2 separate regions of the Homo sapiens genome follow, and region 2 is linked to region 1. Evidence: read pairs that join two places in POLR2A ChIA-PET (ENCODE). Cell type or tissue: MCF 10A. All regions are shown on one strand. Links, peaks and the distances in the headings refer to the core of each region. The heading gives the core; the rest is flanking DNA.

The links. Peaks named below come from ENCODE experiments on the same cell type or tissue, not always from the same donor. Only the 100,000 strongest peaks of a DNase experiment are listed, where the experiment ranks them.
Region 2: POLR2A ChIA-PET joins it to region 1 with 5 read pairs; 12 of 35 experiments call an interaction of 5 or more read pairs at or near these places.

Annotation. Positions count from the first base shown.
Region 1 is chr11:62,495,077-62,505,894 of GRCh38, forward strand. It overlaps a transcript of AHNAK not described here. Among named protein-coding and RNA genes, the nearest start is that of AHNAK, 46 kb to the right of the region's middle. RefSeq lists an enhancer at 10,587-10,818. In MCF 10A, for the core only: no CTCF peak of the experiment used is centred there; DNase peaks (open chromatin) are centred at 4,655 and 5,405.
Region 2 is chr11:62,404,612-62,415,429 of GRCh38, forward strand. It overlaps LOC102723765 (a long non-coding RNA gene), which reads right to left. Exons shown (of 4, transcript XR_007062699.1): 3 at 6,566-7,401; 4 at 5,485-5,997. Among named protein-coding and RNA genes, the nearest start is that of SCGB1A1, 9.0 kb to the right of the region's middle. In MCF 10A, for the core only: no CTCF peak of the experiment used is centred there; a DNase peak (open chromatin) is centred at 6,510.

The DNA of each region.
Region 1 (10,818 bases), core at 3,106-8,105:
AATCACCTGATCTCAGGGAAGTCAAGGCTACAGTGAGCTGTGATCACACCACTGCACTCTAGCCTAGGTGACAGAGTGAGACCACCTCCCCCAACCCGGGCAAAAAAAAAGAAAGTGGCAGAGCTGAGATTTGAATCCAAACTACCTGGTTCATAAACCCACACTCTAAACACTAAACCATCCATTCATGTTTCATAGCATATATTAGGAAATATGAAAGAAGGAAAAAAAATCCAAGCCAAAGTTGCCAGTATATTCAAGATAAGAAGTTATCCTATAGAAAGCATGGCTTTCACCTAAACATGTAGATTACCTCACAGTGTCCTGTTGTAATTCATTGCCAAAACTAGAGTGCTTTAGAAATAACAGTAATAGGCCGGGGACAGTGACTCATGCCTATAATCCCAGCACTTTGGGAGGCCGAGGCAGGCAGATTACGAGGTCAGGAGATCGAGACCAGCCTGGCCAACGTGGTGAAACCCAGTCTCTTCTAAAAATACAAAAAAAAAAACATTAGCTGGGCATGAAGGCATGCACCTGTAGTCCCAGCTACTTGGGAAGCTGAGGTAGGAGAATCACTTGAACCTGGGAGGCAGAGGTTGCAGTGAGCCGAGATCACGCCACTGCACTCCAGCATGGGGACAGAGCGAGACTCCGTCTCAAAAAAAAAAAAAAAAAATAGCAGTAATATGCCAGGCGCAGTGGCTCATGCCTGTAATCCCAGAACTTTGGGAAGCCAAGGCGGTTGAATTATTTGAGGCCAGAAGTTCGAGACCAGCCTGGCCAACATGATGAAACCTCGTCTCTACTAAAAATAGAAAAATTAGCCAGGCATGGTGGTATATGCCTGTAATCCCAGCTACTCAGGAGGCTGTAGCAGGAGGATCACTTGATCCCAGGAGGCGGAGGCTGCAGTGAGCCAAGATTGCGCCACTGCACTCCAGCATGGGTGACAGAGCCAGATCCTGTCTCAAAAAAAAAAAAAGAAGAAAGAAAGAAATAACGTTAATATTACTAAAAGCAAGCAAAACAAAGATTCTATAGTAGCTGGACTAAATAAAGGAGTAGGAAACGAGTTCAGTTACTATTCACTTTAGAAAATGAAACAATCAAATCATTAAGTAAATGGTTTTCTGATACAAATACAAAATTAATCTGAAACCATTAAAACAAGTCACACTGCCTTAAAAGTCCTAGGCTCCCTCTGAAAAGTGAACTTCAGGAAAAAGCCATTATGAAATCTAGCCATCCTAGGTGCTGTTGCAATTCAATCACTAGAGATTAATATTAAGATACTCTATGAGTCTAAACTGTACGGAAATCATCAAGCAGGGAGAAGGAAAATCTTGTTAGTAACAAAGAACTATGCCTAGAGAAAATTCTCAGGGAGAAAAATTCTTCCACAGCCACCACTCTGATGTAATCTTGAAAGCAGGTTGGCCGGGAGCGGTGGCTCACACCTGTAATCCCAGCACTTTGGGAGGCCGAGGCGGGCAGATCACAAGGTCAGGAGTTCGAGACCAGCCTGATCAACATAGTGAAACCCTGTCTCTACTAAAAGTACAAAAGTTAGCCGGGCGTGGTGGCGCGTGCCTGTAGTCCCAGCTACTCGGTAGGCTGAGGCAGGAGAATTGCTTGAACCCGGGAGGCGGCAGTTGCAGTGAGCCGAGATCGCATCACTGCACTCCAGCCTGAGCAGCAGAGGGAGGGAGACTCCATCTCAAGAAAGAAAGAAAGAAAGAAAAAGAAGAAAGAAAGGAAGGAAGGAAGAAAGGAAGGAAAAGGAAGGAAGAAGGGAGGGAGGGAAGGAAGGAAGGAAAGAAAGAAAGAAAAGAAAACAGAGGTTGAGAAAAATAGAAGAGCAAATGACATTAAGGTGTGGGTGGGAGAAGAAAATTGCCAAGGAATTAAATGGTATAAAATATAAAGTGTTCTTAAAGCTTTTCCTTTTAAAATGTACTTATCTGTGGAAAATATTATACTGAGTGATGCGTGGGCCTTGAAAAGATTAAGGCTGGATCCAGACTGCGGTATCATTCCTGAGGTACAAGGAAAAGGTTTGAAGATGGGCCTGATATCATCAAAGCCAAGCACAGGTCAAAACCAACAACTGCTAAAGTGTTCTGAGCTGATCAAAGGAGGAATCCAAAGGCCAGTGCACCATGCAGCCTGGGACTGAATGATTGGCATTGTCATCTCGTCATTCCAGGACATGACCACTATGTGGCAGGAAAGGATGTGGCAGAAGGGCAGGCTATGGCACCAAACAACTCCTTGAAGCCACTCAAGAAAACAGAGGATAAGGAAGGGAAGGGGGAGGTCACTCCCCTGAGGCCCTCCAAGGCCCCAGACTCTCCCATTTCATATCTAAAAGTCATGGTGAAATGGGTGGAGAAAAGTGATACACAACCATTCCTATCAAAAAAGGTGGAGACATGATTACGCCCTTTATGTAAAACAGTTACTAAGTAACAGAAGACATAGCATTAAATAGCATCATTACGACATATCTGATTATGTTACTAGTGTGAATCACTCACAATTTCCTGTCCAAGAGAGAGCTGAAATTTTTATTCTAACAAGATCATAGAAACTGGTAATAGGCCAGGCGCGGTGGTTCACACCTGTAATCCCAGCACTTCGGGAGGCTGAGGCAGGCAGATAACCTGAGGTGAGGAGTTCAAGACCAGCTGGGCCAAAATGACGAAACTCCATCTCTAGTAAAAATACAAAACAATTTTGCCAGGCGTGGTGGCACGCCCCTGTAATCCCAGCTACTCAGGAGGCTGAGGCAGGAGAATCGCTTGAACCTGGGAAGCAGAGGTTGCAGTGAGCCGAGACTGAGCCACTGCACTCCAGCCTGGGTGACAGAGGGGAGACTTCATCTCAAAAAAAAAAAAAGTAAACACTGGAAATGACTTAAAAGTCCATCAATAGAGGAATTGTCAAATATGCAATATATCTATGCTGCACAATATTTCACAATGAAAAGAACGAGGTAGGTCTGTTTTCACCTACATGGAACATCTCCAAAACGTTAAGAGGGGAAAAAGGAAACTGCAAAACAGCACAGTCCAATCTTATTTATGGTTTTATGGGTTTTGTTGTTGTGGTTGTTGTGTCGTTGCTAACCCACAAAACTCTAGGCTTCTATGTTAACATACAGACTTGTCCAAATGCATTGAGCAAAGTCTACAGGGCACATGCCAAGATGAAGCTAATGGTTATCACTAAGAAGGAGCACGCAAGTGTGTTTGGAACAAGGGGAATTTCTCTTGTATTGTTTTAATTTTTTACAAAATGAATGGCATACTAAGATTACACTAAATGTAATTATAATTACACTATATAGTGTAATTATAATTACACTATATGGTGTAATTAAAAATTGAATCTTTGGGGCCAGACATAGTGGCTCATGCCTATAATCCCAGTGCTTTAGAAGGCCAAGGTGGGAGGATCGCTTGAGGCCAGAAGTTTGAGAGCAGCACGTGAGCAACATAGTGAACCCAGACTCACTCTAAAAAAAAAAAAAAAAGAAATTTTTTTTTATTAGCTGGGCATGGAAGCTGTGCCTTTAGTAAGAGCTACTCAGAAAGCTGAGGTGGGAGGATCTCTTGAGTCCAGGAGTTCAAGGTTGCAGTGAGCTGTGATCATGCCAGTGCACTCCAGCCTGAGTGACAGAGCAAGGCCCTTCTCTAAAAAAAATAAAATAAAAACAAAAAACAAAATAAATAGATCTTTGGAAATGTTGGCTCTAAAAATTTCCACCTGTCCAACAGAATATTCATTAGGATTGAAAGTACTTTACCAGCTGTGATTACTTCAACAAGGGGAGGTTCATTATTCAACAAATATTTATTGAGCATCTACTGTGGGCCAGGCACTGTTCTAGACTCTGGGGATATATTAAAAATCCCTGCCTTCATGGAGCCTATATTCCAGCGGACTTTATGGCCTCTCTTCCGCCTCGCTTCTCCCACTTCCTTTGGTGGGAGTGGTCTCTGGAAGACAGGCATGGGCATGGGGAGATAAAATATGCCCGGAGGCAGGGGCATGACGTAGATGAACTCTGACCATGTCTTCTAGGCCTGGGAAAGAGGAAAAGATAGAAAGGGTTTAAGGCTTTAGTGCAGACCCATAGCATCCGACTGGCCTCTCACTAAACATCCTCTGTATCTGTTCAAACCTGCCAGGCGCAGTGGCTTATGCCTGTAATCCCAGCACTTTGGGAGGCCGAGGCGGGTGGATCACCTGAGGTCGGGAGTTCGAGACCAGCCTGACCAACATGGCGAAACCCAGTCTCTACTAAAAATACAAAAAAATTAACTGGGCATGGTATCGTGTGCCTGTAATCTCAGCTATTCGGGAGACTGAGGCAAGAGAATCGCTTGAACCCGGGAGGCGGAGGTTGTAGTGAGCCAAGATCGCACCACAGCACTCCAGCCTGGGCAACAGAGCAAGACTCCATCTCAAAAAAACAAAAAACCAGCCGCACAAGTTGAGCTGTCGGCAGCTGCGCAGCTCCTAGCCACTCCTCCATCTCCTGGAGACTGTGAACCAAGCCACAAAGGGGAAAGGGGTGTGGCCGAGTGCTGGTGGGGCTTAGGAGCTCCTGGCTCCTCTGGGATGCCAATGAGACTTCCCTTCTGGCATGAGGCCACGTAGAATGATGATGGCTGAGAGTGCAGCAGTAGGAGGACAGAGGATAGCTGGTAAAGGGAAAGTGAGTAAGTGGAAGGAAGTCCATGTAAGAGCTAACTGTGCTCCATCTGGGCCAAAATGGGGAGATCACATCTCCCTTCAGGCGTCATCTGACACCAGACCAAGGCTCAGCCAAGCTTTTCTGTGCTGGAAAGCCAGAAGCCAGGAAGGAGAGCCTGCTGCTCCTGGGTGCCCTCACTTTCCAGTCCTCTGCTCCTCTGTCCCCCACACCAGACTACCTGGCTCCAGCTTGCTTCTTGTCTAAGCTGAACAGAATAGAGAAGAGGGCAGGTGAAATGCCTCAAGACAGGCCTGGCATGAAAAAGTGGAACTTAGTTTGTGGCTTACCCAAGAGATTAAACATAGTCTAGTTGTATCCACGCAATTAAGATGGGAAGGTTAAGGATCCTGTATTCCAGATCAATCTGCACTCACAAAACGAGGACCGTAGTAAACGCAAAGGAATGACTCAATAGTAGCGAAATTCAGACATCCTTGACAAGCCAGTAGGGGAGATATTTCAGGCTAGGGCAGCCTCACCTGAGGCCTTCAAATCATACTATAAAGGTACCTGGCTGCCCCACCTGAGCCCAGCCTAGCCAGCTTCCCAGCTATGTCAGTTCACACAGGTGCTAGAAGGCTGGGGTAATCTGATTGGCCCAGAGAGTCATGTGTGCTACAGAACACTACCTTCGTTAACGATCAGAGTCAGGTTTGAACCTGTTCCTCCCAAACCTACGTGCTGTCCCTCAGAGAGCCCGATGATGACACACAGGGCGTGGTATGTGGCTCCGAACCTCCCCAGTGACTTAAAAAATCCAAGTGGGTTTTAAATTGCTGCTCCCAGTTGATCATACCAGAAATCGAGCTATAGAACCGCCTCAACATCATTTTTTTTCTCCCACTTTGAGCTAAGTGAACAAACTGGGAGATTTCTGCCTCACCACTTTACATAGTAAATAATCCTTTCATCTCCCCTTTGGCTGGGAAGAGCTTACTCTGTGTGGACAGGGAACCAGCAGAAGCCTCTATGTCAGCTGAGTTTTGAACAAGGCAGCGTTGAGCTGGGAATGCTCACTATCAAGTTTTTTCCCCCTTGACAACTGGATGTGGACATTGCTCAGACATACTGTATCACATTAAAACATACAATTCTGGCCAGGCACAGTGGCTCACATCTGTAATCCTAACACTTTGGGAGGCTGAGATGGGAGAATTGCTTGAACCCAAGAGTTCGAGACCAGCCTGGGCAACATAGTGAAACACCATCTCTACAAAAAAAAATCAAAAACACAAAACAAATTAGTCAGGCGTGGTGGCACTTGGGAGGTTGAGGTGGGAGGATTTCTTGAGCCCAGAAGGTGGAGTGGCAGATGGCACCACTGCTTTCCAGCCTGGGGGTCAGAGTGAGACCCCATCCAAAAAAAAAAAACAATTTTATCCCTGCCTTTCAAAGGGATTTCCAGTCTCAATGCCTCAAATTCTACATTCTAGAAGAACTTTGCCTGCCAGGCACGGTGGCTCACGCCTGTAATCCCAACACTTGGGGAGGCCAAAGTGGGTGGATCATGAGGTCAGGAGATTGAGACCATCCTGGCCAACGTGATGAAATTCCATCTCTACTAAAATACAAAAAATTAGCCAGGCAGGGTAGTGCATACTTGTAGTCCCAGCTACTCAGGAGGCTGAGGCAGGGGAATTGCTTGAACCCGGGAGGTGGAGGTTGCAGTGAGCCGAGATCGCGCCACTGCACTTCAGCCTGATGACAAAGCAAAACTCCATCTCAAAAAAATAAAATAAAAGAACTTTGTCAAACCCTGAGAGAAATAAATGCACTTGCCAAACCCCAGCATGATGTGAGCACTTTGCTCTCCAGATGCCACAAATACTCTACTGCGCTCACATGTCAATATATCACAGCCAAGTGCTGCCCAGCAAATACACAGGGCTTTGTCTCATTCTGCAGCGCTGGACGCTGGCCACGGAGCCACTGTTGCTGTGTCTGTCAGGCTCAAAGAGAGCGGTGGGGCAGGCAGGGGGCATGGGGCAGTTCGCTGCAAAGACAAAGCCAGCCCCGCATTGCTGCAGGTGGGAAACACAACCCTCCACATCCCAGCCAGGCTTTCCAGGTCAAAAAATTCTCTAGGAAGGAAGGGAAGGAGAACAAAAGAATAATCAAAAGCCACACTTCCTAGACTTAAGCAGTGAGAGACGTTTCAGATGCCAGCCACCCATTTCGGACCAAACTGGGCAGATTTGGGGTGTCTTCTCCTCTTCCACACCCGAGCACTCCTTCACTCCCTCTTCCTCAACTTCCTGCCCCAAGCAACACCCTTTTTGCCGTTCTTGCCACCCCACCTTTCTTGGGCTTCAGGTCCTCGACTTCAGAGTCTCCAAGCTTTTCCTCTGCCTCCTTTCCCACCCCAGCAGGGCAGTCCTGGGGGCTGGAATGGTGTCAATTTGAGAAGTTTGCCAGCCAACAGGGCACAGAATTTAGCTGAATTCACACTCAGCAGCTCAAGGAAAGCAGCCAAAGTGCAAAACTTCAGCAACCGTTTATTAGAGAATGTTTATTTTGTTTTGTTCTTTAACTTTTGTTTGTTTTTACCCTAAGTACAGGCTAAAACCTGAGAGATCAAGAAACTAAACAGTAATTGACAGAAGGAAAATTGGAGCACCAGTCGCTGAGGGGAAGTGTATGAAGTGATCGGTTAGTGATAAGATGGCTTATCAAGTTTCTGCCACGTGCCATGTGCCTGGCCGTGTGCTGGAGACATAATGATGGACAAGCATACTACTTCTCACTCACAGAGCTGACAGTCCGGAGCAAGAGGCAGACAGACAAGCCATTGGCCACTAATATTTTAATATGAATAGTGCTAAGAACAAAAAAGTACAGAGCAACATGAATGCGTGAGATAGCTGGGGAAGATGGGGAGTATCCAGGAAGGCTTCCAGGAGGAAATGACCTCTGAGCTGAAACCCAAAGGATGAGGAAGAAAAGCCTGCATGAAAGCCAGGTGCTGGAAAGAGAAGAGTATGTTAAAAGAGTACTGGGAAGAGCTGAGTGTGGCTGCAGAGGCCGGCTTGAGACTGCAGAGGCTGACAGTAGCTAAGTCAAAAGCAGAGACCACCAAGTGCTCCCTGGGCATTGGCTGGAGTATGAAAAGGCTGAGACATGTAGTGTTCGGAGCCACCTCCAAGACCTTTTTTTCCCTGTGTGAACCTATGTACAGTTCACGCTGGCTTACTGAAGCATTTCTGTCCAACTTTTAATTCTCCATATTCCGTGAGAGTTCAGCAAATGCTCATAAATACAAAACAATCAACAGTCCAATCCATGTCAGAGTAGAGTGAGTGGGGGACACGCCCTGACTCCCATGTTTTTTCCTGTCCTTATTTCTGCCACCAGCAAAGCCCAATCAAAGGTTGTCCACGATTACATAACCAGGCATGGCAAGTAAGCCTCAGCGGACACACAGGATCTGACCACTTCCCCTTCGGAAACTGTAAAACAACGAAAGTGGGCTGGGCACGGTGGCTCACGCCTGTAATCCCAGCACTTTGGGAGGCCAAGGCGGGGGGATCCTGGGTAAGGAGTTCGAGACCAGCCTGGCCAACATGGTGAAACCCTGTCTCTACTAAAAGAAAAATTAGCCGGGCATGGTGGCGGGCGCCTGTAATCTCAGCTATTCAAGAGGCTGAGGCAGGAGAATCACCTGAACCCAGGAGGCAGAGGTTGCAGTGAGCCAAGACCGTGTCATTGCACTCCAGCCTGGACAACAAAGCAAGACTCCATCTCAAAAAAAAAAAAGAAAAAGAAAAAAAAAGTGAGTGTTTGCAGAACATGCAGAGTGGCCTTTTTACCTGGGTTGCCGGCAAGGTCTGGACTCACCATCCAGTGGCAAGAACCCGATTAATCCAAGGTGTTTATTTCCTTTTGATAAACAGTAACATGTGATTTTCCATTTTTAGACACAATAATTACTTCAAACTAAGAGCAGTCACCAAAATCAGTACTTAGAGGGAGTGGTTTTCCTTCATAAGAGGGCAGCAGCTCAGTTTAAAAAATAACTTCTTTTAAAGTCCCTGCCTCCAGGCCGGGCGTGGTGGCTTATGCCTGTAATGCCTGCACTTTGGGAGGCCGAGGCGGGTGGATCACCTGAGGTCAGGAGTTCCAGACCAGCCTGGCCAACATGGTGAAACCCCATCTCTACTAAAAATACAAAAATTAGCCAGGCATGGTGGTGCGCACCTGTAATCCCAGCTACTAGGGAGGTTGAGGCAGGAGAATTGCTTGAACTCAGGAGGTGGAGGTTGCAGTGAGCCAAGATCACACCACTGCACTCCAACCTAGGCAACAGAACAAGACTCTATCTCAAAAACAGAAAGAGAGAGAGAGAGAAAGAAAAAGAAAGAAAGAAAGAGAGAGAGAGAAAGAAAGAGAGTCTTAGATATGATTCAAGAGACACGCAATTTTTGGAAAAACATGATGTTTAAATAGCGTGAAGGACAAAAAGCCTAGCATCCCTGCCAGGCCCCCCAGCAAATTTACCCAGAGCTTATCCCACCTGGGGCTCCTCCCTCCTGCAGCTAAATTCCTAGAATTTATTTTCTAGGAATTTTTCTAGGAATTTAGACAATCCGCACTGGCTGCCTCCACTCTCTCATCTGACTTCCCTATCTGGCTGAAGGGCCCACTTGAAATTCAAGTTGTGAGCCGAACTTGCAATCTTACAAATAGAAAATGCCCTGGCGTTATTCTTGCCTGCCTGCTCACATTCCAGCCCTCCCCACCGCCTGGCCACCGAAGACAGAGGACAGAGGCGTGGTTGGCAGCCACGCGCCCTTGAGGAGACCACACACCTAGGTAAACACTGGCTGGAAAGACCCAAGGTTGTCAAAAGCCTCCCCTTTCACCTGGCTGGGGCTGGGGAACCTTAAGGCCAAAACTCCTCCACATAGGGGTCAAGCGCCCCTGCCCCACCCCCTACCCTGCCCCCTGCAGCCCAGCATCCAGAGGATGTCAGGAGCTCCCAGAGGAGAAAGCAAGGCGGTACCACGCTGTTTGTGAGGATGGGCTAAAAGGCTCTGCCGTTTCAAAATGCCCTAAGCTGGCCTGCTGATGGGCCTGAAATAACCACGTGAGAGACCCATCCCTCAGGGTCTAAAAGCTCTCTTTTTAAATGTAAAGTTTCAAAAGCAATAACATATATGACGCTGACACTCTCCAGGACCTTAGTTTCTCAGGGTACAAAGCTGTCATTTGAAGGAAGTCTGGATAAAGGGGAAAGCGCGCAATGAAAGGCCAGTGTTTGGGCATTGGGGACCCACTAGGGTAAGGGGTGAGGTCCCGTGGCCACCCCTTGGGAGGTGTATACCTGGTCTCAGCAGCTTCCCGACAGCCCCCCAGGGTCTTCTTTCCCACTTGCTCGCCCCGTCTTTGCTCCCCTCTGTGTCCCACGCCTCCAACCCAGTCTGCGGGCACATGGCTCACAGCAACCCCAGGGGATAAAAATCTGCCTAGCAACGGGTCATGAGGCCCAAATATGGCCTGGCGATTGACAGTTCGGCCAATGGGGTGTGGCCACAGATGCTCTCTAGAGACCAGGGTCTCATGCCCTTGATTCTGAGGGCCCCGGGCTTGCTGGATGGGGGTTCACCAGGTATCATCCCGTTTCTGGTTGGAGCAAGGGACCTTGCCTCGCTATTGAAAGCGCGCTGCTTTACTTCGATTGTAGGTTTGTTTGGAGTGCCAGGAGGGATTTATGGAGACAGGGAGCGGGGCTAAAGTCCCCTCGAAGTCACCCTTTGGCACTGTCCTTTCTCCCTGTGAGTCCTCTCCCTCTTTTTCTTTCCTTCCCGCTCCACGCCCTTCAACGCTCCCTGCCGCTCATTGCAAGCCGCCGCCCTTCCCTCCCCCTCGACCTAGGGCTTTGCTCCTCCCCTGCTGCCTCCCCCGACACACCTCCCCCTACTCTCCACCCGCCCCCAGCAGGACCCCTGGCCACACTGTCAGCCTCTGCCCATCCCGGGCTCTTTCTCTCGTTTCCCCCCTTAGTTTTCTGCTTGCTTTCTTCTTCTCCAGCTCCCCATAATCTCCGGAATGAAGAG
Region 2 (10,818 bases), core at 3,911-8,910, 90 kb before region 1:
CAGTGCCTACCTCAGAGGATCACTGCGAAGGTTAAATGAGATACTGCATTTAGCACAGGGCCTGGCAGAATGGAGGTGTTGGTTATCGCTGCTGTTGTCACGGTGGGACGCTGAGTATTTAGTATGTACCACACACTGCTCTGAGCACTGGACACGTCCTTCCCACTGATGCTCCCAGAACACCTGGAAATGCGGCTGTAGGGTGAAAGGCTCAGAGCCCATCATCCATTCAATAAATATTTAATAAGCACCTACCAGGTAGCTGGGCCCTGGAGAATCGAAGGTGAGCATGCAGCTTACATTCTAGAGGGAGAGGTAGATAATTACACAAGGAAACACAGAAGCAAAATCATTTCAGACGGTGACAAAGGTGATGAAGGGAAGAAAGCCAGACCCTGGGATCCCAGGGGGTGGGGGAGGGTGCCCCACGGTAATCAGAGAAGACTTACCTATGATGAGAACAAGGTGCAATCAGGAAATAAACTGGAGGAGGCAGGGCAGGCAGAGGGGAAACGAGTGAAGGCCGGAGGTGCTCTGAGGGTGTCCCTTACCCTGGAGGTAAGGAGGCCAGTGTGGCCACAGGGTGCTAGAGGGATATGGCGGTAGTGACACAAAATGAGGCTGGAGAGACAGGTGGGAACAGGTCACATGAGGTCTGGAGTTTTATTCTAAGTGTTATGGGGAGCCAGGAAGAGTTTACACAGAGAAGGGACATGACCTGATTTACATTTTTAAAAGATCACTGGCTGGGCACGGTGGCTCACGCCTATAATCCCAGCACTTTGGGAGGCCAAGGCGGGCGGATCATGAGGTCAGGAGATCGAGACCATCCTGGCTAACAAGGTGAAACCCCGTCTCTGCTAAAAATACAAAAAATTAGCCGAGTGTGGTGGCGGGCGCCTGTAGTCCCAGCTACTCAGGAGGCTGAGGCAGGAGAATGGCATGAACCTGGGAGGCGGAGCTTGCAGTGAGCCGAGATGGTGTCACTGCACTCCAGCCTGGGTGACAGAGCGAGACTCCGTCTCAAAAAAAAAAAAAAACAAACAAACAAACAAAAAAAGATCACCGTGGTTGCTACGGGAGAACGGACTTCATGGGGCCACTGTGGATGGCAACCTTGACCTTGGACATGAATCCCCTGCTGAGCCAGAGGTAGCCCCCTCACCCAGGCCCGGGCCCCTCCCAGTACCCTGGGGAACAGGTTGCTTACACTTGCCCCTTGCCTGACCAGGGCATCTCCATTTCCAGCCCTTGGGGCTGGGGGATGCATGTTTTCCAGTTATCATATTTTCTGGCATTATGAATCCACCCAGGAAAGACCCACAAGTGATTTTAGAGGAAAGCAAATAGCAGCCAGTAGTGCTTGTTTTTCAGCTTTTATAAGCCCCACAGCTGCATCAAGTTCAGAGCATAAATGCATTGAACTGTGTTTGCTGGTAAGATGTTGCGTGCATTTACAGCTGAGCAATAAACGGCAGGGACAGAGCTATGCTCTGCAGCTCAGAACAGCAGGAAGACTCCTAGAGTGAGGACCCTAGGACCTGATACCATTTCTGGCTCTGCCCCTAACTCTCTATGCGACTTCCCATCAATTACAGCTCCTCTCTAGGCCTGAGATCTCTTCTCCAGAGCAGAGGGTGGAGTAGCTCTTCCCTACTTTCTCCCAGGCCAGTGACTAGAGGATAGAATTCCCAGGAGTTCAGATTTGGGGCAAGCCAGAGGCAGCTGCCGAGACCATCCAAGCTGTTCCTCTTGCACTGGCAAATTTTGGAAACATTAACCCATAGTATCTTTCCTCTTATTTTCCTTTCTTTTTCTTTTTTTTTTTTTTCTTTCTTCTGAGATGGAGTCGACTCGCTCTTGTTGCCCAGGTTGGAGTGCAGTGACACAGTCTCAGCTCACTGCAACCTCCACCTCCCGGGTTCAGGTGATTCTCCTGCCTCAGCCTCCCAAGTAGCTAGGATTACAGGCGCCCGCCACCATGCCCGGCTAATTTTTTGTGTATTTTTGGTAGAGATGGGATTTCATTATGTTGGTCAGGCTGGTCTTGAACTCCTGACCTCAGGTGATCCTCCCGCCTAGCCCTCCCAATGTGCTGTGGTTACAGGCATGAGCCACCAGGCCTGGCCTTATTTTCCTTTCTTCTCTTAGAACTTCCCCTGATTCTGGAAGCCAAGGCAGCCCCAGGGAAAGGCTGCTTTCCCCAGGGAAAGGATAGAGGAAGAGGGAGTCTTTTCCTGGCTGTACAGTTCAAAAGCCCAGTCCTTTGGAGGAATGGAAAGACCTGCAGGTGCTGGTTTTGTGTAAGAGTCAGGCTTCCAGAACCCCCACCCCACCCCCAGACAAGAAAAGGATTCCCAGGGTGGCCAGGAGGTAAAGAGCAAGAGTTACTAAGTGTTGGTCCCTGCTGAGACCAGTGACCTTCTGTAAAAGGCTTTAAAAACAATGATAAGGCTGGGAGCAGTGGCTCACACCTGTAATCCCAGCACTTTGGGAGGCTGAAGCGGGAGGATTGCTTGACCCCAGGAGTTTGAGACCAGCCTGGGCAACATGGTAAAACGCTGTCTCTACCAAAAAAAAAAAAAAAAAGCCAGGCATGGTGGCACATGCCCGTAGTCCCGGCAACTAGGGAGGCTGAGGTGGGAGGATTGCTTGAGCCCTGGAGGTTGAGGCTGCAGTGAACCATGATCACGCCACTGCACTCCAGCCTAGGCGACGAGCAAGACCCTGTCTCAAAATAATAATAATAATATATGCAAGCTAGAAATTAACATGTTTATTACTTATTTTTAAGTAGACATTATATTTGACATGGAAATTATTTCTCAGAACTCCCAGTTATACGGGTGATCCCCAACAGGTTCATTTGTCTTTTAAAAATACAGATTTATTTGTTTATATTGACAAGTAATAATTCTATATATTTATAGGGTACAATGCCATCATTTTGCCTACTCATTTTTTTGCCCAGCTAACTCAATTCATGAGTAAATTCATGAAGGTCTAAAATCCTTGGAGGCGGCTTCAGAGTTGGTTCTCATCTCAACTCCTCCTGGGTGCTACCCATGCCTGTGTGTAAACAGATTCAACATAAGCAGCAAAAGCACAGTGACTGCAAAGACCAAGAAGTAGAACTTGAGTTGCTTCAATTGTGTCCCTTTTTATTTTTTTTTCTTTTTTGAGACGGAGTCTCCCTCTGTCACCCAGGCTGGAGTTTAGTGGCATGATCTCAGCTCACTGCAACATTTGCCTCCCAGGTTCAAGCAATTCTCCTGCCTCAGCCTCCCAAAAAGCTGGGACTACAGGTGTGCACCACCACACCCAGCTAATTTTTGTAATTTTAGTAGAGACGGGATTTCGCTATGTTGGTCAGGCTGGTCTCGAACTCCTGACCTCAAGTGACCCACCCGCCTTAGCCTCCCAGAGTGCTGGGATTACAGGCGTGCGCCACCGCACCTGGACTCCAATTCTGTTCTTCTATGAGACCACTTAGAGTTTCTATGTGGGCTTAACATTCAAAATAATGGGCCGGGCGTGGTGGCTCATGCCTATAATCCCAGCACTTTGGGAGGCCAAGACGGGCGGATGACGAGGTCAGGAGATCGAGACCATCCTGGCTAACACGGTGAAACCCCGTCTCTACTAAAAATACAAAAAAATTAGCCAGGCGTGGTGGTGGGCACCCGGGAGGCAGAGCCTGCAGTGAGCTGAGATCGCGCCGCTGCACTCCAGCCTGCGGGACAGAGCGAGACTCCGTCTCAAAAAAAAAAAAAAAACACATTCAAAATAATGATAGAGTGTATGATATAATATTTGTTAAGAGAACATTTTAGTTCATACAGGAAATATTTTACTGTATTTTAATATCTTTACAGTTGAAATATTCCTTCCCAATGGTATTTGTTTTAGAACTAAAGAACAACTCAAAAAAGTAAAACATCACATCAATGGTACCATTTAGTAGTTGCCTAAATTTTACCTTTTATAGATTTTATAGACATTTTGGTTTCAAAAAAATTTACTTATTGGGTACTCGAGAATTTTTGTTTGTTTGTTTTTGTTTTTGTGTTTGAGACAGAGTCTCCCTGTTGTTGCCCAGGCTGGAGTGCAATGGCATGATCTCAGCTCACCACAACCTCCACCTCCTGGGTTCAAGCGATTCTCCTGCCTCAGCCTCCCAAGTAGCTGGGACTACAGACATGCGCCACCATGTCCGGCTAATTTTGTATTTTTAGTAGAGACAGGGTTTCTCCATGTTGGTCAGGCTGGTCTTGAACTCCTGACATCAGGTGATCCACCCGCCTCGGCTTCCCAAATTGCTGGGATTACAGGAGTGAGTCACCACACCTGGCGTTACTCAATAATTTACATAAAATATTACTATATCAGATGATAACCAAAATATCAAAATCTGGTTAGGTAAATATAAAAACTATTGGATAAATCAGCCAGGCACAGTGCTCATGACTGTAATCCCAGCACCTTGGGAGGCCAAAGCAGGAGGATTGCTGGAGTTCAGGAGTTCAAAACCAACCTGGGCAACATAGTGGGACCCCCATCTCCACAAAAAAAAAATTTTTTTTTCGAGACAGAGTCTCGCTCTGTCGCCCAGGCTGGAGTGCAGTGGCGCGATCTCAGCTCACTGCAAGCTCCGCCTCCCGGGTTCACGCCATTCTCCTGCCTCAGCCTCCTGAGTAGCTGGGATCACAGGCACCCGCCACCACACCCGGCTAAGTTTTGTATTTTTAGTAGAGATAGGGTTTCACTATGTTGGTCAGGCTGAAAAATTTTTTTTAAATAGCAGGGCATGGTGGCACTTGCCTGTGGTCCCAGCTACTCAGGAGGATCATTAAAAAATGATCCTCCCCAGGTGTCCAATTCTCCAGGTAAGCTACCAGAGAGACCAAGCCTTAGTGAGGTGGCAGAGCTCCTGAGTGGGTTTGAAGAGTCTGAGAACAGAGAGAAGAGCCCTCCAAGAACAGGCTGGGTATGGCAGCTCACGCCTGTAATCCCAACAATTTGGGAGGCTGAGGCAGGTGGATCACTTGAGGTCAGGAGTTCGAGACCAGCCTGGCCAACATGGTGAAACCCCATCTCTACTAAAAATACAAAAATTAGCCAGGCATGGTGGCGTGTGCCTGTAATCCCAGCTACTCGGGAGACTGAGGCAGGAGAATCGCTTGAACCCGGGAGGCGGAGGTTGCAGTGAGCCAATTTGGCACCACTGCAGTCCAGCCTAGGTGACAGAGTGAGTCTCTGTCTGAAGAAGGAGAAGGAGAAGAAGAAGAAGAAATGGGTGTGTGTGCTACACGGAGGCAGGTAGGCCACAGCAGTCTTCCCAGGCCCCAGCACAGCGTGGGAGCAGTAAGACTCCTGTGCACCCAGGAGTGGCTCCAAGGTGGCAGAGAAAGCCAGCGAGCTGGAGACATGCGAACAGTGCCAAGGACACACAGGAGCAGATGGCACGGCGGATAGCCAATGACAAGAGACAGGCTGACAGGTGACCTCAAGCACCAGAAATCCTGCCAACGCCGAGCCCCCTGGAAGTCAGGCACAGCCCCAGGGAGGGAGACCCCAAGATGACCAAGATTAAGTTTCTGTCCCCTTAACAGAATGAAGGCTTGAGACTGAAATTACATTTTATTTTAGCTATATTAGTTACATTATAAATATTTTTTTCTTTTTTTTTTTCTTTTTTTTTTTTTGAGACGGGGTTTATCCCTTGTTGCCAGGCTGGAGTGCAATGGTGCAATCTCGGCTCACCACAACCTCCGCCTCCCCGGTTCAAGCGATTCTCCTGCCTCAGCTTCCCGAGTAGCTGGGATTACAGGCATGCGCCACCACCCCCAGCTGATTTTGTATTTTTAGTAGAGATGGGGTTTCTCCATGTTGGTCACACTGGTCTCCAACTCTCGACCTCAGGTGATCCGCCTGCCTCAGCCTCCCAAAGTGCTGGCATTACAGGTGTAAGCCACCTTGCCTGGCCATAAATATTTTCTGTCATGTAGTAGATGTCACATATATATAAAATACATAAATATAAAAATAAAATATAACGATGTATATTTGTTATAAAAATAAAAAGAAGCACGGGGATAGAGGGAAGTTCTATTTCATTTTGTGAACACCTGCATTTGAGACCCTGAATCACCCTGTACTCCCTGATGAACGAAAAGTGACAGGGTGCCCAGATGGAACAGCATCAGGCCATTGGCTGGGGGAGCAGACCAGGGCCTCGCCAGACTCTCTGGGCACAGCCTCACTGGGCTGCAGAGCATTAAGGCCTGAAGGAGCCCCTGGTTGCCTTCTCTACCCACTCCCTGTGTGCACAAGGCACCTGCAGCCCTGCAAGGCCCCCTCAGCCTTCAGCAGCCGAGTTGTCCCTGATTCAAGTCTACTGACCACGCCAGCTCCTCCCTGTACAACCCACCCTTAGGGCACTGGCCATGTTGGGGGAATAGGGGCCTTGGCAGTGACCTGCCAAATCTACAAGTGGGAACAAGCTCAGGGCAGGGAAAGTGGGAGAGGGCAGACAGGCACGGAGGGCAGGACCTGGGTGACTCACCCGCAGAACAAAGAACCTGCAGAAGTAAGCGAGAAAGTAAGCTGGCATCCTGGCCAAGGTCAACTGGTGATCATGTCATTCTGCTGTCAACCCCAAATCTGCTGCCCAAATCCCCAGAGCTGGCCTGTACAATGGAGGGGAGCCAGTTTCCATCCCGCAGAACAGGGACTTCGGTCCGCTTTACTGTCCCCACCCCTCAGAGGGAGCTCATCCCAGAGCAAAGGGCCTGCTGGTTCTGCCAGTGGCCTTGGGAAGGTACATTCCCAGCTCCCACCCCACTCCTTCTATGACTTGCAGCTCAAGGAGCATGAGAAAGTGCCCAGATCCCCAACAGGTCCCAGCCTGCCCCCTCCCTCCCTGAAACCCTGGGCTCCATCTGCAGAAACAGGGAAAGCCAGGTCCCTCTGTGCCTGGGCACAGCTCACAGCTGGTTGTTGTGGGGGGAGTTGCCCACAGGATGCCACTTTGCAGCCCAGAAGGACATCCATATGCCGGGCAGACGGGAACATCTCTGCAGATTCTTAATATGCTGCTCACATCCTAGTTTGTGGGCCGAGTGACAACTGGGAAAGTGACCAAGATCCTGGTGGAAAATCAGAACAGTTGACAACCACACTCCCCCACCTCTCACACCTTCCCACTCCTGCTTCCCCAGGCCTGGCGTATTACCACCAACAACCACTCTGGAGTGGGAGCTGAAGGGCTCCCAGGCTAGGGAGAGTACCTACAAATGAAGAGTGGTCGCTCCTCTAAATCCAGGCACCTCTCCCACAGAAAGAGTCCCCAGGGCGGGAGGAGGCACACGCGTTGCTCTGTGGTTTGTAACAGCAGAAAAACTGGAAAAAAAAAAAAGTGCAAACGTCCATCAATAAGGCACTGGAAAATTAAATTACATTATATCCCTGCAAAGATGACATTACATCCATGAAAAGGGATATCCCACAGCATGAAAAAATCAAAGGTGTCCAGGCACGGTGGCTCATGCCTATAATCCCAGCACTTTGGGAGGCTAAGATGGGCTGATCACCTGAGGTCAGGAGTTCAAGACCAGCCTGGCCAACATGGTGAAACCCCGTCTCTACTAAAAATACAAAAAATTAGCCAAGCATGGTGGCGCCTGCCTGTAGTCTCAGCTACTTGGGAGGGTGAGGCAGGAGAATCACTTGAACCTGGGAGGCGGAGGTTACAAGTGAGCCGAGATCATACCACTGCACTCCAACCTGGATGACAAGAGTGAAACTCCATCTCAAAAAAAAAAAAAAAAAAAGAAAAGAAAAAGAAAATTAGCCGGATGTGGTGGCACACAACTGCAGTCCCAGCTACCCAAGAGATTGAGGCAGGAGGTTCCCTTGAGCCCAGAAGTTTGAGGCTACAGTGAGCCGTGATCACACCACTGCACTCCAGCCTAGGTGACAGAACAAGATCCTGTCTCAGAAAATAATAATAGGCCGGGCACGGTGGCTCACACCTGTAATCCCAGCACTTTGGAAGGCCGAGGCGGGCGGGTCACTTGAGGTCAGGAGTTCAAGACCAACCTAGCCAACATGGCGAAACCCCATCTCTACTAAACATACAAAAAATTAGCCAGGTGTGGTGGTGCATGCCTGTAGTCCCAGCTACTCAGGGGGCTGAGGCACGAGAATCGCTTGAACCTGGGAGGCAGAGGTTGCAGTGAGCCGAGATCATGCCATCATGCCACTGCACTCCAGCCTGGGTGACAGAGCGAGACTCTGTCTCAAAAAATAATAATAATAATAATTTTGACCCTAAAAACGGATTATGCATTTGGTACATATAATTTAAACTTTATTACATTTGCATACAACTACATAATAGTTGAACTAAAATGCAGTTTACTCGTTGAAATTGTTATCAATATCCATTAATTACAATTTTGAGATTTTCTTTTTGTGTTTTGCAGCCAGCAGATACATGACCATTTTTGAGGCCATCTAAAGGCTCACAGGCCCTAGGCATTGTGGCTGGTGGACAGAAAGGCTGGAATGTCCAGAGGTTGCCAGGCTCCTCCTAGGAGGTCCCTGGGTCAATCAATGCAGGCGTCAGCCCCAGGAGCTGCCAAGGCAGAAGAGAATGAACCAAACCCCTAAGGAAAAACCTACTCTGCTCAAGAGTTATTTCCTGAGCACTAGAAGAGCTGGATACTCAGGGTGGAGGGAGGAAGCTGACCTCTACGGCTTGCCCCGGGAGCTGACCCAAGCCCATGGCCCGACTAGTCCTCCCCCAGCAGCCCAGCCGGATGGATAGGCTCGGAACAGGCCGCCAACCTGTTGTCTGGGCCACGCTGGGACTTGCAGCCAGCCAGCTGCCAGCACACTGCACCCCAGCTTCCTGCTCATTACAATACACCAAGCACTGAACCTGGGGGCAAGCACCTGGCCTCAGCCAATGCCTTCTGGCAGTATGGGCTGGGGCTGCTGCTGGCCCAACCCCTCCCACCTGCCATTGCCACCAGACCTCTAGCTGGGGACATAGGCAGGGCTCCCCAAGGAGCACTGAACATGGCTCAACAACCTGGCACCCACATGTGCACCCACCATATCCCATACATGGAGGAGGGGCCAGCAGATCCAGGGCCTTGTAGTCCAAATACCCAGGAGAGGCTTCCAGGCCCCTTAGTACCCTCCCGCTTCTGGCTCTGGAGAGGCTCTTTCTCCTGCTCCATTCTCAAAGGCCAGAGCCAGGCCAAAGGTGCTCACGTCATCCCAGCTGGAGCCTGGGCAAGGGGTGAGCTCAGAGCAGGCTCCCCAGCCACTGCCCCAGCTGGAAGGTTCAGCCACCCAAGGACCAGGGCTCCCCCAGATCTAGGCACAGCCAACACAGGGTTTGGGGTGCAGGATTTGGCAGGAGCTGTTCCGATTCACTGCCATCCTCATGGTACTAATAGCCACATGGCTTATCTTCCCTCGGAACAGTTTGTCTTTGCACGGTGACCAGGTAGGTAACTGACCACATGTGGCCAGAAACAGCAGGTCCCAGTCCTCTCCACATGCTAAGTCAGGCTTGAGGGTTCTGGCCTGGAACTCACAGTGTATAGAGTTTAAGGATTTGAGGAGCAGGTGTTAGAGTTTAAGAAGTTCTGAGTTCTGGCCAGGCATGGTGACTCACGCCTATAATCCCAGCACTTGCGGAGGCCAAGGCGGGAGAATCACCTGAGGTCAGAATTTGGAGACCAGCCTGGCCAACATGGTGAAATCCCATCTTTATTAATAATACGAAAATTAACAGGGCGTGGTGACGCACGCCTATAATACCAGCTATTTGGGAGGCTGAGGCAGGAGAATCGTCTGAACTCGGGAGGTGGAGGTTGCAGTGAGCCGCTGAGATCGTGCCATTGCACTCCAGCCTACGCAACAAAAGCGAAACTCCGTTTCCAGAAAAAAAAAAAAAAAAGCTCTGAGTTCCAAGCCTTGACTAACACACTTTTTGCCTCACTATCTCAAGCAGAGGGTCAGAAGAGCAGGGGCTTTGCAGGGTCCTGAGGCAGGGGAGAGAAACACCCACCGCCACCAAGCAGGATCTCCCAAGGGCCAGATGGCAGAGCCTATCTGGGACACTTGGTGGTGGCAGTCGAGGTACCTTCCAGAATCAGAGCAAACCTCCAACCTCGCACCTGAAAGGCCAGTGCCCCCGGTGCCCCCAGACTCCCACTGTACCTGTGTGCTTATCTGTCCCATGCATGTCGGACCATGGCCAGGTCCCCTCCTGAGCCTGGGCCCCCTTCATGTGGCTTCCTCCTCCTGGCACATCCCCCGCTTCACCCCAACCACCAGCATCACCCATCCACCAGAGGCCAGCTCAAATGCCAGCCCTCCACGTGCCCTCTCCCCTCTGCCCAGCTACCTTTCTTGGGGCAGCCCCCTTTCTTTTTTTTTTTTTTTTTTTCCTTTTTTTTTGAGACGGAGTTTCGCTCTTGTTGCCCAGGCTGGAGTGCAGTGACGCGATCTCGGCTCACCGCAACCTCTGCCTCCCAGGTTCAAGCGATTCTTCTGCCTCAGCCTCCCAAGTAGCTGGGATTACAGGCAAGCACCACCACAAGCCCAGCCAATTTTGTATTTTTAGTACAGACAGGGTTTCTCCATGTTGTTCAGGCTGGTCTCGAACTCCCAACCTCAGGTGATCCGCCTGCCTTGGCCTCCCAAAGTGCTGGGATTACAGGCATGAGCCACCACGCCCAGCCTGGGGGCAGCCCCCTTTCAACTCCCGGAGCACCATTTCCTTCTCTGACTTCCTCC